Linked DNA regions of Homo sapiens: regions 2 and 3 are each linked to region 1. A link is a loop called in an ENCODE intact Hi-C map of the cell type or tissue named here. Cell type or tissue: A673. All regions are shown on one strand. Links, peaks and the distances in the headings refer to the core of each region. The heading gives the core; the rest is flanking DNA. Region 1 has its middle 46 kb from the start of TERB2. Region 2 overlaps SPG11 (SPG11 vesicle trafficking associated, spatacsin). Region 3 holds the start of LOC105370798 (a long non-coding RNA gene).

Region 1 (5,988 bases), core at 560-5,559:
TTCTGCTAAATAGTTATTTCTGGGAATTATTTGTGCCTAGTAAAATTTTATAGACTCACAGATCTGGAAGGTCCCTTAGAGATCTATTATTCCAGACCACTCATTTATAATATTAACAATTATCTTTGAAGGTGGTTTTGTTTGTTTGTTTGTTTTTTGAGACAGTGTCTTACTCTGTCATCCAGGCGTACAGTGGTGTGATCACAGCTCACTGCAGCCTTGAACTCCTGGGCTCAGGTGATCCCCCTACTTCAGCCTCCTGGGTAGCTGAGACTACAACAGGCACATTCAGCTAATGTTTTGTATTTTTCGTACAGACAAGGTTTTGCCATGTTGCCCGGGCTGGTCTCAAACTCCTGGACTCAAGCTATTCTGCCATGGCTTCTCAAAGTGCTAGGATTACAGGCATGAGCCACCACACCTGGCCTGGAGGTGGTATTTTAAGGGCCTTTTTCTTTTTTTTATTTATATGGTGTTTAATTTTTTATAAGAACACATCACACATAGTCAGAAAAATAAACTTAAAGATGGTTATTTCTGCTAAGACAAGTCAATGAAGGAAAAAATAGTCATTTCAACAAATGGTGCTGGAACAACTGAATATCCACATGCCAAAGAATGAATCTGGACTCCTACCTCAAACTATACTAACTCAAATCATAGACCTAAATGTAAAAATTAAAACTGTAAAACTCTTAGAATGTAGGAGTAAATCTTCATGATCTTAGGTTGGGCAATGGTTTCTTAGGTACAAACCAAAGGCACAATCAACAAAAGAAAGTATAGATAAATTGGACTTCATCAAAATTAAAAACTGTGTGTTGCAAACAATGTCATCAAGAAAGCAAAAAAAAAAAAATCCATGAATAGGAGAAAATATTTGCAAATCATATATATGATAAAGTACTTGTATCCAGAATATATAAAGAACTCTTATAATTCATTAACAAAAAGACAATTAACCCAGATTAAAAATGGCAAAGGAGGTGAATAGAAAGATATTCTATTCTTTCTATTCAATATTCTTCAGAAGATATTGAAGTATATTCAATATCTTCTTTTATTGGCTTCTTTTTTATCTCCAAAGAAGATACAAAAAATAGCCAGGCTGGGCACTGTGGCTAACGCCTGCAATCCCAACACTTTGGGCAGCTGAGATGGGTGGATCACTTGAGTCCAGGAGTTCAAGACCAGCCTGGGTGACATGGCAAAACCCTGTCTCTACAAAAAAAAAAATTAGCCAAGCATGGTGGCCTTGCCTGTAGTCCCAGCTACTCAGGAGGCTGAGCCAGGAGGATTGGTTGAGCCCAGGAGGTGGAGGTTTCCATGAGCCAAGATCATGTCACTGCATTCCAGCCTAGGTGATAGAGTGAGAACCCATCTCAAAAAAAAAAAAAAAAAAAAAAAGAGGGAGAGATAGCCAATAAGCACATGAAAAGATGTTCCATATTATTAGCCATTAGAGAAATGCAAATCACAAGAGACCACTTAACACCCACTAGGATGGCTATATTTAAAAAGACAGATAAATGTTGTTGAGGATGTGAAGAAATTAGAACCCTTATTCATTGCTGGTGGGTATGAAAATGGTGTAGCTACTTTGAAAAACAGTTGGCACTTCCTCAAAACGTTAAACATAGTTATTAGATGACCCAGCAATTCCACTCTTAGATATATACGCAATAGAAAAAAAAACATATATCCACATAAAAATGAAATGTTCATAGCAGCATTATTCATAGTAGATAAAAAGTGGAAAGACTTAAATGTCCATCAGTTGATGAATAGGTAAATACAATGTAGTATATCCATACAATGGAATATTATTATACTTAGCAATAAAAAGTAATGAAGTACTGATACATGCTTTAACATAAATGAACCTGGAATACATTATGCTAAGTGAAAGAAGCTAGTCACAAAACAGCATATATTGTATGATTCCATTCATATAAAATGTCCAGAATAGGAAAATATATATAAATAGAAAGTAGATTCATGGTTGCCTAGGGCTGGGGTGTGTGTTGGGGGCATGGGGAGTAACTGCTAATGGTCAAGGGGATGATGGAAATGTTCTAAAATGTTCTTTTGGGAATGATGAGAATGTTCTAAAATCAGACTGTGGCGATGATTGTACAACTCTGTAAATGCTCTAAAAACCATTGAATTGTACACTTTATATGAGTGAATTGTAAGGTCTATGAATTATATCTTAATAAAGCAGTTAAAGGAAAAATGGCTATTCCATTAAACTGGAATAGCAATATGATTTAAGATGCCATTCTATCTATTCATTATTAAACATTGAGGTTAATTTCAGTTTTTCACTCTGCTAAATAATAGTGTAACCAAGCACGCCATTACAAAGAACTTTTTACTAAAGCTGCTATAAATCTAATAAATATGTGATGTCACTAAAGTCACCTACCTCACTTTAAGGTTACAAATCTGTCAATACTTTACAGATGTAAATAAATGGTATCTTCCACACAATTCTCACCCATAGACCAAGGTCAACAGCTTGCCCTTAAACCTCAATTATAATTGGTTTGGCAATAATAGACAAAAATATAGTGACTTAAACAAAACAGAAGTTTGTTTGTCTGTCACATAAGTCTAGAGGTAGGCAGCCCAAGGCTGGGATGGCAGATTTCTACACAATATCCTCAGGATCTCAGGCTCTTTTCAGTCCACTGCTTTGCCAACCCTAGGGTATGGTTCTTGCTCTTATGGACTGAAATGGTAACTACCACATCCTCTAAGTAACAGGCTGAAAGAACACAGAAAGAATGGGAGTGGAAGGAAAGGGAGACAAAGAGTATGTGCCAAGGCCTTTAAGAAAAGTTCCCGGATTCCATTTCTTCTGTATATCCATTGGCTAAACCACTGTGACAGCCATACTTAATTTCAAGTGGAACTGAGAATATATTCTTTATTCTTGGTAGCATGTGCTTAGATAGAAATTAGGGGTTCTGGGGCCAGGTGTGGTAGCTCATGCCCATAATCCCAGCACTTTAGGAGGCTGAGACAGGAGGATTGCCTGAGCCCAGGTGTTTGAGACCAGCCTATAGGCAATATAGTGAGACCCTGTTTCTAGAAAAATATTTAAAAATTAGCCAGGTGTAGTGGTATATGCCTATAGTCCTAGCTACTTGAGAGGCTGAGGTGGGAGGACTGCTTGAATCCAGGAGTTCAAGGTGATTGCACCACTGCACTCCAGCCTGGTGAAACAAGAAAGAAAAGAAAAGGAAAAGAAGAGAGAGGAAGGAAGGAAGGAAGGAAGGAAGGAAGGAAGGAAGGAAGGAAGGAAGGAAGGAAGGAAATTAGGGGTTCTATATCATTATGGAAAAAAGAGAAACAGACATTCAGAAATTAACTGGCAGACTTGGCCAATGACTCATAATGTATCTAATTACAGAAAACACTACCAAAAGCTAGAAAAAAAATCTAGTCACAAAGGATGAAATAACTAAGATGAACTACACACTAAATTAAACAGTTTAGGAAATGACTATGCTTAATACTTGAAAGCATCAGAGAAGACATGCTTTCAAAAGGATGGAGAAATAAAAGTTCTAAAGTGAGGAGAACATTTTTTTCTTTTTTTTTTCTTTTTTTGAGACGGAGTTTCCCTCTGTCTCCAGGCTGGAGTTCAGTGGCACGATCTCGGCTCACTGCAACCTCTGCCTCCCAGGTTCAAAGGATTCTCTGGCCTCAGCCTCCCGAGTAGCTGGGATTATAGGCATTTGCCGCCACGACCAGCTAATTTTTGTATTTTTAGTAGAGACTGGGTTTCACCTTGTTGGCCAGGATGGTCTCAATCTCCTGACTTCGTGATCCACTCACCTTAGCCTCCCAAAGTGCTGGGATTACAGGTATGAGCCACTATGCCTGGCCAGAGAACACTTTTAATAAGGATAGTCAGAGGCATTATCCATCAGCTACATTAAAGCAAGTTTTAAAAAACGGTTACATGAGCAATAATTAAGATCATATTGCTTTTCACTTCCCATTAAAACAATAAACTTAAAATAGTTCAACTTTGCTTATTTTATTTTTTCATATGCTTCTAATTCCTGGAAGGCTTATGTTATCACTGATTTTATTGTGTCTGACAATATTTCAAAGATATAGGTTACATTTTGCTTTACTATATACATTGAAAGATACAATCACTTTGGGAAACAAACCAAAAAAAGTGTTTCATTATAATTTTAAATTTACACATGCATAATATATCAGAAAAATACTGGATACTCTCTTTCAAGAAATTCCAACATACACAACTTGGTGTACATTTACTTAATCCTCTTAGTCATTAATTTAAGATCTACAGACAGGCTTGGTTTCTATACAAGAAACAGTCAATGGTATGTAACTACAATAAAGTATTCAGGAGAAATGCGTTTCAGGGAAAGATAATTAAGATTTAAGGTTTTTGTCTTTTCTGTTTTTTTGTGTAATTTACAAGATCTGAAGGGCTTAACCACAGATGTGAATATAAATAAGGAAAAGTTATCATATGGAAAAAATATAAATTCTCAAATGCTGATGCCAAAAGTAGTGTTAAAATTTTGTCTTATGAAATTTATGTCATGGGAGAAGGGCCAGGGCCAGGGCCCACATATACCTAAATGGTCCAAGCACTAAAAAAGTGTGCATTTTCTTTAGATAATTCTATAGCTGGTATTCACTTGCTTGGAAGAAGTACAGTTCTAAGATGATAGCTTCACAAATAACACTGTCATTTATAAGTCACAAAAATGTAATAAACCAGTCAGACTCTATATAGCATGGCCATATGAATAAAGATAACAAACTGCCTTCTTGAAATCACTACAACTCAATACTAATGAAACTGTCTAGGGTCAATGGTCTTGTAGTCTGAGGTGTTATCTGAGCTCATTGTCTCACAACCAAGAAAATTAAGGAGCCTGGACACAAGGGTGAGGTTGGAGCAAAACTTTTATAAGCAAAAGAAAGAAAGCTCTCCACAGTGGAGAAGGGACCCGAGTGGGCTGCTGTTTTTACAGTTGAATCCAAAAGCTTTTATGTGAAACTCCCCTCAACTCTGTAGCTGTTTGTGTAACTTCCCTTATCTATGAAGCTGTGTATGTAACTCTCCTTATCTGTGTATGTCTTGGGTAAACACAAAGTGCAGCTTCTCTTGTTTGTGTAACTGTGGGTCTGTTTTAGGTAAGCTCCCCACCTCCGTGTGCAAGTTCCCACGGAGCTCACCACATAAATGCCTGAAAAGGGGAGGAAATTTTTTCCTGAGAGCCTGCTAATCACACAAAGAACAAAGGCTCTATGCTGGGCCTTGCTTTCTTATCAGTGCAGCTGCCATTTGGTTTTTCCCCAGGCTACTCTATTTATGCCTGTAGCTGTGATTTTTTCAGGCTCTTTCTCAGAGGACTAGCCTTAGTGGTCTGCCTAACTGATTTTTCCTTTTCTTCTCCCTCACTATTTCAGCTTATTTAAAAGGCAAGCATGTTGGCTTGTTTCTGGGTCTGCTTTGCGGATCTGCAGTTGTATTGTGCCTGGCACATAAGCTACAGAATTTGCTATTTGGGAGAGTGGGGAGGTACTTGCCTAGAAAATCAAGATGGTTGTGTTCCAATTCTGTTTTGGCCCCCAGTTAGTCCCCCTAAGTAAGACATCTTCTCAAGGTCCTTATTTCCTCATTAAAAACAATAAGTGAACGGGACTCGTTCTTTAAGTTCCTTTCTAAAACTGTGATTCTAAGGTGACTTGCAGGTTCATCTAACAAGACATAACACTCATAGTCTGTTTATGTTAAGTCACTTTTGAAACCTGCACGTTGTGCACAGGTACCCTAAAACTTAAAGTATAATAAAAATAAAAAAGAAAAAAAAAGAAATATTATCAGAAACCATCCAACATGATATATGAATTATTAAAATGTTTTTCTCCATTATGTTTCAAGTCAGAGACAGTAATTCAGAACTCCACTAGCATCCTATTTTT
Region 2 (5,000 bases), core at 1-5,000, 320 kb before region 1:
CTGGGCGTTTTGGTGGAATAGAAACTTAACTGCCGGGTTTCAAAACACGTATATGTTAATAGGCACCAAAAACTTATAATTCAGTACCTCTGTGCCTAGTGCTGAGTTAGGCCCTAGTCTTGGCTGAATACTTCCTGTATACTTCTGAACACACCATAAAAGTCATTCTGAAGGTAAGTTTAACATGCAGGGCTTTTTGGCTGTGACGTAGGTTTTAGAAGACAATATTCCCTTCAATGGAATTCTCAAGACTGCCAAGATCTTAAATTAAGGAATGGTTTATAAAATCATGTGTCACATTACTGCTATCTTCTTACCTCTATTTGGAATGAATTTCCTTCTCTACTGTCTTTCCTATGCCCTATGTGGTCCTCCCTGTCCATTTCTCATCCTCTTCTCTTAAATTCCAATAGGACTTACCTACTCTAAGTAAAAAGATCATTTTGCTTTTGCAGCATCTCCCTTAATGCAAAGTTGTTTAAGGGAATTATTATGAGAAAGAACACTGGTAGTCAGCTCACTAAATTGCTACTATTCCTGCTTAGACACTGTTCCTGAATGTTTTCTATAACCATTCTGACTGGATTTTGATGTTTAGAAGAACAAAAGTTATATAATACTTCTATTCTTTTTTAAAAAATATTTCTCTTCTTGATTCTTTATCCTCCTGAGTGTCCTTGTTAAAATTAGCTGGGATTAGGGCATTAGTGCTTAGTCTTTATTTAATTACTTGTATACCTAACTCTGTTGCTCTAAGAAGAGGAACAAATGTGAACAGATGATGGAACTGGTTAAGCTGGTCAGGCAAGAATAAGAAGATACCTGGGAGGTAGCCAACTGGCCATAGGGAGTAATAGGCTAAGGAAATTAATGTGCCTATTTTCTGTGGTTTTAGAATCCTAGGCATATTCAAATAACTGATTTGGTATTTTCAAATATATAACTTTCAAATCTTCATTACAGTGAAGACCAGTGTGGCCGGACATGGTGGCTCATGCCTGTCATCCCAACACTTTGAGAGGCCGAGGCAGGAGGACTGCTTGAGGCAAGGAGTTCCAAACCAGCCTGGGCAACAAAGCAAGACTTCTTCTCTATAAAAAAAATATTAAAAATGATCGGGTGCAGTGGCTTACGCCTGTAATCCCAGCACTTCAGGAGGCTGAAGTGGGTGGATCACTTGAGGTCAGGAGTTCAAGACCAGCCTGACCAACATGGTGAAACCCTGTCTCTACTAAAAATACAAAACGTTAGCTGGGTGTGGTGGTGGGCACCTGTAATCCCAGCTACTCTGGAGGCTGAGGCAGGAGAATCGCTTGAACCTGGGAGGTGGAGGTTACAGTGAGCGGAGATCATGCCACCGCACTCCAGCCTGGGCGACAGAGCCAGACACTGTCTCAAAAAAAAAAAAAAAAAGATTAAAAATTAGCCACGCTACTTGGGAGGCTGAGGCAGGAGGATCCCTTGAGCCCAGGAGTTCAAGGCTGTAGTGAGCTGTGATCGTAACACTGTGCCTGAGTAACCGAGTGAGACACCAAGTCTTTAAACAAAAACAAAAAAGTCCATGCATGCCAACCAAGTGCAGATCAGTGAGAAAGAGCACCATAATTCCAACTTACCGTTTCAAGGCTCTTCTGAAACTCCAGAAGTTTAGCTTCAGCTTCTTTATAATTCCTGAAGAACATACACAGTTCATACATCTCCATCACCAGTAGTAACGGGGAATCCTTTGACAAAGAGTTTGAAAAAAATTACAAAATTTTGAACTTAATATTTTTTCAATGAATAATGCCAAATAAGAGAATGTTAAAAATGCTATTAATAAGGCAGGGCACAGTGGCTCATGCCTGTAATGCCAGCACTTTGGGAAGCCGAGCCAGTGGGATCACCTAAGGCCAGGAGTTCGAGACCACCCTGGCCAACATGATGAAACCCCATCTCTACTTAAAATATAAAAAAGTAGCCAGGCATGGTGGTGCATGCCTGCAATCACAGCTACTCCAGAGGCTGAGGCATGAGAATCACTTGAACCTGGGAGGTGGAGGTTGCAATGAGCCAAGACTGTGCCACTGCATTCCATCCTGGGCGACAGAGTGAGACTCTGTCTCAATAAATAAATAAATAAATAACATTAGCCAAGTGTGGTGGCATGTGCCTATAGTCCCAGCTACTCGGGAAGTTGAGGGAGGATCACTTGAGACCTAGAGGTTGTAGCTGTAGCTATGATCACATCACTGCACTCCAGCCTGGGCAACAGAGCAAGACTCTGCCTCAAAAAAAAAAAAAAGAAATGCTATTAGCAATAGCTTCACAGATTAAATCATGTACGTTAAAGTTAAATATAATTTCTTTTCCTTTTGGAAAAATGATACTCAGTCCAGTTATACCTACTCAACAATCAATTTTCTGTCTACTCTATACTTGGCCTATTGCACACAGGCAGGAAGCATTCCACTAGATGGTGCTATGACACCTTTATTATTATTTTTTATTATTTTTTTTGAGACATAGCCTCATTCTGTCGCCCAGGCTGGAGTGCAGTGGCATGATCACAGCTCACTCACTACAGCCTTGACCTCAGGTGATCCTCCCACCTCAGCTTCTAGAGTAGCTGGGACTAGAGGTGCGTGCCACCGTGCCCAACTAGTTTTTGTATTTTTTGTAGAGACGGGGTTCACTGTGTTGCCAGGCTGGTCTTGAACTCTTGGACTCAAGTGATCCATCCGCCTAGGCTTCCCAAAGGGCTGGCATTACAAGTGTGCGCTAGCATGCCCAGGCATAACATTTTAAACACACACACCTGGATAATCTGCTCTACTGATCCACCTTACCTACTGTTGCCTGTGGCACTGATTCATACATTTTATTGTTGTCAGTGGGAGTCGCTCAGTCAGATAATAGGAGTTCTGAATTAGAAAGTATGGCTCTGAACTGTAAATACACCACTTACTGAAGTATTTTGAGACCTTGGATAAGTTACTTAAGTTTTGTGAGCCTTGATTTATTAGTCTGTCAAATGAGAGCAACATCACTTCATAATATCTTTTTTTTTTTTTTTTTGAGACACGGTCTTGCTCTGTCACCCAGGCTGCAGTGCAGTGGTGTGATCTTGGCTCACTGCAACTTCCACCTTGCGGGTTCAAGTGATTCTCGTGCCTCAGCTTCCCAAGCAGCTGGGTTTACAGGTGCATCCTGCCACGCCCGGCTTTTTTCTTTTCTTTTTTTTTTTTGTATTTTTAGTAGAGACGGGGTTTTGCCATGTTGGCCAGGCTCATCACAAATTCCTGGCCTCAAATGATCCGCCCGTCTCAGCCTCCCAAAGTGCTGGGATTACAGGTGTGAGCCACCGTGCCTGGCCCATAATATCTAATATTATTTTCACATAGGATTATTGTGAAAACTCACTAAAATAATGTATAAAAAGCACCCTGAGGCTTGGAGCGGTGGCTCACGCCTGTAAATCCCAGCGCTTTGGGAGGCCGAGGTGGGAGGATCACGAGGTCAGGAGATTGAGACCAGCCTGGCCAACATGGTGAAACCCCGTCTCTACTAAAAATACAAAAAATTAGCTGGGCGTGGTGGCACGCGCCTGTAGTCCAAGCTACTCGGGAGGCTGAGGCAGGAGAATTGCTTGAACTCGGGAGGCGGAGGTTGCAGTGAGCCGAGATCGTGCCACTGCACTCCAGCCTGAGTGACAGAGCGAGACTCTGTCTCAAAACAAAAACAAAAACAAAAAACAAAAAACCACCCTGGGCCAGGTGTGGTGACTGATGCCTGTAATCCCAGTGCTCTGGGAAGATGAGGCAGGAGGATCACTGAGCCCAAGAGTTCAAGACTAGCCTAGCCTGGTCAACATGGCAAAACCCTGTCTCTATTAAAAATGCGAAAAAAAAAAAAAAAAAAAAGCCAGGCATGGTGGTGTGTGCCTGTTTTCCTAGCCATCTGGGAGGCTGAGTTGGGAGGATCACCTGAGCCTTGGAGGTTGAGGCTGGAGTGAGCCTTATTATGACACTGAACTACAACCTTACAACCTGGATGACAGAGTAGGACCCTGTCTCAAAAAACAAAATAAAATAAATACGACTTTGCTAAGTAAATGGTACTTTTGTTGTTGTTGTTGTTTTTGAGACAGTCTTGCCCTGTCATCCAGGCTGGAGTGCAGTGGCACGATCTCGGCTCACTGCAACCTCCACCTCCCAGGTTCAAGCAATTATCCTGCCTCAGCCTCCTGAGTAGCTGGGATTACAGGCCCACGCCACCATGCCTGGCTAATTTTTGTATTTTTAGTAGAGACAGGGTTTCACCATGTTGAACAGGCTGGTCTCAAACTCCTGACCTCAAGTGATCCACCCGCCTCAGCCTCCCAAAGTGCTGGGATTACAGGCGTGAGCCACTGCGCCTGGCCAGTAAGTGGTACTTCTAATATTATCATCATTATCTGTTGTTGGCTAAAAAAAAATCCAGGGATGGAAATAAGAAAAAGCCAAGAAGGGATATGCTGAAGTAATCTCTTAAGCTCTGGAAAGAAGTGAAGCAACTATCACTACCTTAAAGAAAAGCTGGAAACCTCTGATGAGAGTTTTGCTCTTTTGTCTTGTTAATAATGTTCTCCAGATGACTGAAAGATCCTCAAGGTTCCAGGTATGGTCCTCTGTTGAGTCCTGAATGTGTCCCATTGCTTCAGTTGCAACATTGTCCTCCACAGAAGTGATGATCCAAACACAGAGACAAGAAATGGCACTGGCACCCTGCCACGGGATAAATAAAATAACAACTAGGCCTGGATTACCTGGCAAATGTACAAATACTACAGATGGATATTTCCTGTTTAGAATAAGTCACCCAACTTAATTAGTTAAAATGGCTTGAAAAGCCTTCAAACATGAAACAAACTAATGAGCAACCAAGGGACTGTTCTAAACTGTCCTGCAGAGTGTTGCAGGTCACAAGACCAAGAAGCAGACAGAAGGGGGTATATGCAAAAGTCAGGGAAGTACTAATCA
Region 3 (5,988 bases), core at 414-5,413, 57 kb before region 1:
ATGTGGCATTTGAGGGGCCCCTTGGGAACACATAAGACCTGCATTTTGGCCCCTCTCACAGGTTCAAAAGTAATCTGAGCTATTCTGGTGTTCACAGCTAGTAGTAGTAGCAGTAGCAGCAGTAGTTGTAGTAGTGTTGGTTTACTAAGCCTTCTTTCCTCATTGTCAACAGGCTAGGAAAGTCCTAGTGACAAGGAAGGCCACTGAGTGGCCAAATCAATCCAAGTGTTCATTTTATTCTTTGAAGGTAATCAAGAAAAGAGATGTACCCAGGCGCAGTGGCTCATGCCTGTAATCCCAGCACTTTGGGAGGCTGATGCGGGCAGATCACTTGAGGTCAGGAGTTTGAGACCAGCCTGGCCAACATGGTGACACCCATCTCTACCAAAAATACAAAAATTAGCCGGGCGTGGTGGCACGTGCTTGTAGTCTCAGCTACTCAGCAGGCTGAGGCAGGAGAATTGCTTGAACCCGGGAGATGGAGGTAGCAGTGAGCCCAGATTGTGCCACTGCACTTCAGCCTGGGTGACAGGGTGAGACTCTGTCTCAAAAAAAAAAAAAAAAAAAAAAAAAAAAAGAGAGACAGAGAGAGATGGAAATGTTCACAGCACCTGTCATGTGCCAGACAGTGGGCTAGACTCTATCCTCACCATACCACTTAGTTTGGAAATGAGAAACTCGAAGCTGGGAAGTTAAATAACTTGGTCAAGGTCATGCTACCAGAGAGTGGATGAAGCCTGCTTCCACTGTACCCTACTGTAGCCCCAAGGTGGAATATGACTTTTCTCCTTCAGGGGTGGTGCAAAGAGCTGCCAAACAAGTGATGAGAATGTCAGAGCTGAGCCCCATGAAGAAAACTCTGGGAGGAGGCACTGTTCAAAGCTTACCTCCTTCCAAAAGGGCCTAACTAGCTACTTTCATAGGCAGCCCCACCGCACTAAACAACACCAAAGGACAAATGCTGCTCGGTACTATCACCGTGCTTAGTGATCAGTGGCTTTTTATTTTTTCCTAACAAGATAATAAACACCTTGAAGCCAAAGACCACGCCTTCCATCTCTTTAGCACCAGGTACACTGCTTGGCCCCAAACTCAAGTGTTTGTACTTGTTAAATAACCACTATCCAAACTAGTGTTTCCAAGGAAGGTCAGAGGTTTTCACTTATGTCAAGTTACCAGCCCTTTCTGTTGAAGAGGCTCAGTGCTAATTTGAACCTCTTCTCCCATGAAACAAAGCTCAAAGCTTTAATGTTATTGCTGCCTAGCTGATATTGCTCAATGGCTTCTTTATGTCAGGTACGGTGTGCTTTACAGGCATTACCTCATTTAATACTCACAGAAACCCTACATGGTACATCCTACTATTGTCCCTTTTTCATATGATGAGACTGAGGAACCCACCCATGGTAACACTAAGGCAGTAAACGGTGGAGCTGCATCCAAAGCAGCCTGATGGGGGCAAAAGGGCTTAAGGGAGTTTTTTTTTATCTCTTGATAATTTAGACTGGCTACATCGGAAGGAAGGAAGGAAGGAGGGAAGGAAGGAAGGGAGGATGGGAGGGAGGGAGGTAATCAGTCTAGAAATAGCCACCTTATGATAGCTGATTGTCACCAAAACCTTCCTTAAAGTTGTTGCTGGTCCCACATCAGACATCAGTGACCGCTGTGTAAAGCGATCCTTCTGTTATACCAAGTGGATTTTTTTTTGTTTTTTTTACTTTAAGTTCTGGGATACATGTGCAGAACCTGAGGTTTGTTACATAAGTATACATGTGCCATGCTGGTTTGCTGCACCTATTAACCCATCACCTAGGTTTGAAGCCCCACATGCATTAGGTATTTGTCCTAATGCCCTCCCTCCCCTTGCCCCGCACCCCCCGACAGGCCTCAGTGTGTGATGTTACCCTCCCTGTGCCCGTGTGTTCTCATTGTTCAACTCCCACTTATGAGTGAGAACATGTGGTATTTGGTTTTCTGTTTCTGTGTTAGTTTGCTGAGAAGGATGGCTTCCAGCTTCATCCATGTCCCTGAAAAAGACATGATCTCATTCTTTTTTATGGCTGCATTATACTGCGTGAAATGTTGAACTGCAGGTTAAATTGAAACTAAAGACTAAGGCCTTTATTTCAAACATGGGAGAGCACCCCACCTTCCCTGCTAAAGGCACTAGTAGGCAAATTCACAGACACTGAAAGACAGTTCCACAGCATACAATTCATAGCCTTGCCTCCAGCCAGGCCAGACCTGAACGCCCCATTTCAAGGTGGAGAGGTGGTAAGACTAAAGCTTAGAACAACAGTCATGCACACCAAGTAGGCCCTGGGTCACTAGAGAGAACACTACTGTAAATATTTGTTCAAGTTAACGGAGCTGAACAACTGTGCTCCTACCACACAGCAAAGCTGCAGTGACTCTCCCAGACACTAGAGGGTGCTGTGCCCACAGCCTGTGCTGTGCCTATAACGGAACACGCTTGATGGAGAAGTTCAAATAAATTCTTCTCCCTGCACACCAACTTTCTTTTTCCATTCTTTTTCTGGCTGATTCTAATTACCCTTGCAACTCAGGCTTGTCTCCTGCCTCCTGTCTCTGTAGGAGACATGCTACCTGAGCACAAAACCATTTTAACATCAGCCTGTAGGTTTGTAAATATTGCCCTAAGCACACTGTGGAGACTACAATGTTTTAGGAAGTTACTGCAGCATGGTTGCTCAAAACCTTGCTTTTCATGTTTCCTTGCCATGATGTTGGCCACAATCCTCTGTTTGCTTAATCCTTTTCTGTCTCAGATACTCTTCCATTTATCCAATTTCTCATGTACCAAAGTTTCTTAGCTCCTCTGAGATCCCGAACTTTCACTTTTATCTCCACAGCTCCTTTTTTTCTCATTCCCAAGGGTTTTGTCATCTCAATCATATTCAAGGTTTCCTAAAGGAATTTCTTTCTTTCTTTATTTTATTTATTTATTTATTTATTTTTTGTAACTCATCAGCAGTCCCTGATGTCAGATGTCGCTGCACTCAGGCTAGAGTGCAGTGGCATGATCTCGGCTCACTGCAGCCTCGACCTCCTGAACTCAAGTGATCCTCCCATCCTCCCACCTCAGGCTCCCGAGTAGCTGGGATTACAGGTGCGTGCCACGCCGCGTGGCTAATTTTTTTCTATTTTTGGTAGAGATGTGGTTTCATCATGTTGGCCAGGCTGGTCTCGAACTCCTGGCCTCAAGTGATCTGCCTGCCTCTGCCTCCCAAAGTGCTGGGATTACAGGTGTGAGCCACCATGCCCGGCCGAAATTCTTATCTTTTAATGAGTGACTGTACAAGAGGGTAAAAAGGAATTGAGTAATTTTTCTTTACCATAGTTGTGTGAGTTTTCCAGCATATTTCACTTCAAGTCAGAAATACATATCTGAATCACATATATACTCTCCCTTCTATCCCCTTCAGCTCCTCCCGCTGCCCTACCAGCCCACTCCTGAAGTAACTCATGGAAATACTTCAGGAAGTACTCTCTGCGGGGACATGGAATCATCTCAGGTACCTCTCACATACTAAATGTTACCTTGCTTTTCCTAAATACATTTTTTACATTAGCCTAAATATATATTTTCTAGCTATGTCATCATTGGTCCCTTTTCCTCTACTTCCACCTGCATAACTGAGTTGATTCCCTCAACACGTCTTGCTTGGGTTGTAGCAACAGCCTCAACACAAGCAGAAATGGAAGGAAGATGCCTTTTCCCTCCTCCAGCCAACCTGAGTGGCACAGTGAACTCAGACTCTGGAACTGCCTGTCAACATGCAACCCAGGCTTCCCCCACCAGCTGCGTGACCTCAGGGTAGTTATGTAACCCCTGTGTGCCCCAATTTCCTCCTTCATATAATGATAATCATGAAAGGGAATGCCGACTCAGTAAATACGTTCACTCTTATTACAAAAGAAGTAAAATCAAAGTTCTTTTTCCATAATTAGTTCACACTATGGTTGAACCAACCCTGGACAATCTTGTCCTTTTGATAAGAGTAAAGCATGTTAAATAGAAATTACAGGAGGCCACTGTTTTGCTTCTGCACAGCGCCCCAAGAGAACAGAATTAAAAACCCAAAATGGAGCCACTCATACTAAAGTTCCACATCATCAAAGCAAAACTAAGTTCTTATATGACCTTCAGAGAAATCAGGAGAGATAATAGCCAAATATCCCAAACAGGCCAGTTTCAGTCAGCATGATAATAAAGTTCCCTCTACTTTAATCCTTACCAAAAAATAAAAAATAATGACCTGAAGAAACCTGATCTTAACCAATCAGTTATTTTTCTGTTGTTCTATTTCCCTGTTCCCACCTTACAAGGAAAATAACCGAAATGACCAATCTGCTTTTTCTTGTGTTTCTGCTTTCTTTAGCTCTTTTCTGTTTGTAAAACCAACCTCCTCTGTTTACCTCACTGGAACACAGGCTATTTTATGGAATGAAGTGTTGCCCAATTCTAGAATTGCAAATAAAGCCAAAGAAAATCTTTTAAATTAAATTGCAGTCATTTTATCTTTTGACAAGTATTTTAAATTATTTTGTGGAAAAGTTGTGTTCTGCATCCTGGATTCAACCAAACCTGAGGTCAAAAATATTCAAAAAATAAAAAACAGCAATACAACAATAAAACATAATGCAAATGAATAATATTGTATAACAATTATTTACAGAGCATTTACATTGTGTTAGGTATTAGAGGTAATCTAGGGGGATTTAAAGTAGATGCGAGGATGCATGTAGGTTATATGCAAATACTAGACCATTTTATTACATACAAGGGACTTGAGAATCCTTGGATTCTGGCATCCACAAAGGGTTCCTGGAGCCAATCCTTCCCCTACTCCAGGATACCGAGGACAACTGTATTCTCATGGTTTTCATATCAACATTAAGAAAATCTGACCACTCTACAAGGCTGGCATTTGGAAGAAAGTGAAGGGATTCTAGCAGTTTTTAGGCTTGACTCTGCCAGTTGTGGAAAGAGTGCAATGTGCTCCCACTGTCTTCGGGTGGGGGACAGCTAGCAGTGTGTGGGGAAAGTGCTAGTCTCATCCCAGATGCACAGCAGTCACCTGCTCCCTGCTGCCAAGCCTCCTGTGGGCCTGTGGAGGGCTGCCCTGCACACCTGCAGGGCGCAAGAGACCCTGTTTTTCTTCCTTTCCTCTTCCATTTTCCCTTTCCCTTGAGTGCCTGAAGCGTGTTTTAAGGGTGGGAGGAAAATTCAAAGGTTTCCCAATTGGCTATTTTGTCATGAGAGGCTTTGTTCTAGCCGTGTTGGTCCTGGCAAACTTGAGGTCAAAGTAGGAGGTAGAATTTCCTCCCAAGGTCCAATGAGCTGGTCTCCAGCCCAAGCTCTCCTGGCTCCATTCAACTTTGTTCTGCTGATAACAATCTTGCTGAAATGCAAATCTGTATCAAGTCACCAGTGACCCTGGAGACTCCTAAACCCCTCACCTGGTGGCCACCACACCCCCATTTCACCTCCAACTACACCCATTTCCCATTGCCTAATCCCTCTCCTTCTTTCAGATCCCGCAGGAGGTGGGAATTGAGGCATCTGGGATGACTTCTGAATTCCTACAAGAATTACGAGACACTTAGGTTTGGACATGCTGGGACTGAGGTGTCTTGGGACATCCAGGTAGGGCTATTGATATATAATAATGTTTTGTGATTCTAAATGTCTCAAAATGGAGTCTTCTTTTTCTTCTAGTTATTGTTTTATAAAAATATATTGTGGTAAAATACATAACATAAAATCTACCATCTTAAATCTTTTTAAGTGTATAATTCAATATTGTTGTCTATATTCACATTGTTATACAACAGATCTCTAGAATTTCACATCTTGTAAACCTGAAACTGAATACCTGTTAAGTAACAACTGCCCATTTTACCCCCTCAGCAGCCCTTAACAAACACCATTCTACTTTTTGTGAGTTTGGCTACTTATTTCAT

The links. Hi-C counts contacts between places; a loop is a spot of excess contacts. Peaks named below come from ENCODE experiments on the same cell type or tissue, not always from the same donor. Only the 100,000 strongest peaks of a DNase experiment are listed, where the experiment ranks them.
Region 2: it touches region 1 in a loop (3-fold over the local background); 14 of 110 quality-filtered maps call a loop at or near these places.
Region 3: a loop joins it to region 1, with 2.7 times the contacts of the local background. A loop is called at or near these places in 16 of 110 quality-filtered maps.

The regions. Positions count from the first base shown.
Region 1 is chr15:44,908,005-44,913,992 of GRCh38, forward strand. No RefSeq gene overlaps it. Among named protein-coding and RNA genes, the nearest start is that of TERB2, 46 kb to the right of the region's middle. In A673, for the core only: no CTCF peak of the experiment used is centred there; DNase peaks (open chromatin) are centred at 1,497, 2,917, 3,337, 4,387 and 2 weaker places; H3K4me3 peaks cover 454 bases; H3K27ac peaks cover 5,000 bases.
Region 2 is chr15:44,590,715-44,595,714 of GRCh38, forward strand. It overlaps SPG11 (SPG11 vesicle trafficking associated, spatacsin), which reads right to left. Exons shown (of 40, transcript NM_025137.4): 26 at 4,545-4,745; 27 at 1,617-1,724. Among named protein-coding and RNA genes, the nearest start is that of EIF3J, 56 kb to the left of the region's middle. RefSeq lists an enhancer at 2,365-2,464. In A673, for the core only: a CTCF peak has its summit at 2,449 (motif pointing right); a DNase peak (open chromatin) is centred at 2,467; H3K27ac peaks cover 634 bases.
Region 3 is chr15:44,851,104-44,857,091 of GRCh38, forward strand. It overlaps LOC105370798 (a long non-coding RNA gene), which reads left to right and starts at 3,454. Exons shown (of 2, transcript XR_932185.3): 1 at 3,454-3,536; 2 at 5,560-5,671. It also overlaps the pseudogene SORD2P. In A673, for the core only: a CTCF peak has its summit at 2,423 (motif pointing right); a DNase peak (open chromatin) is centred at 2,428; H3K27ac peaks cover 1,465 bases.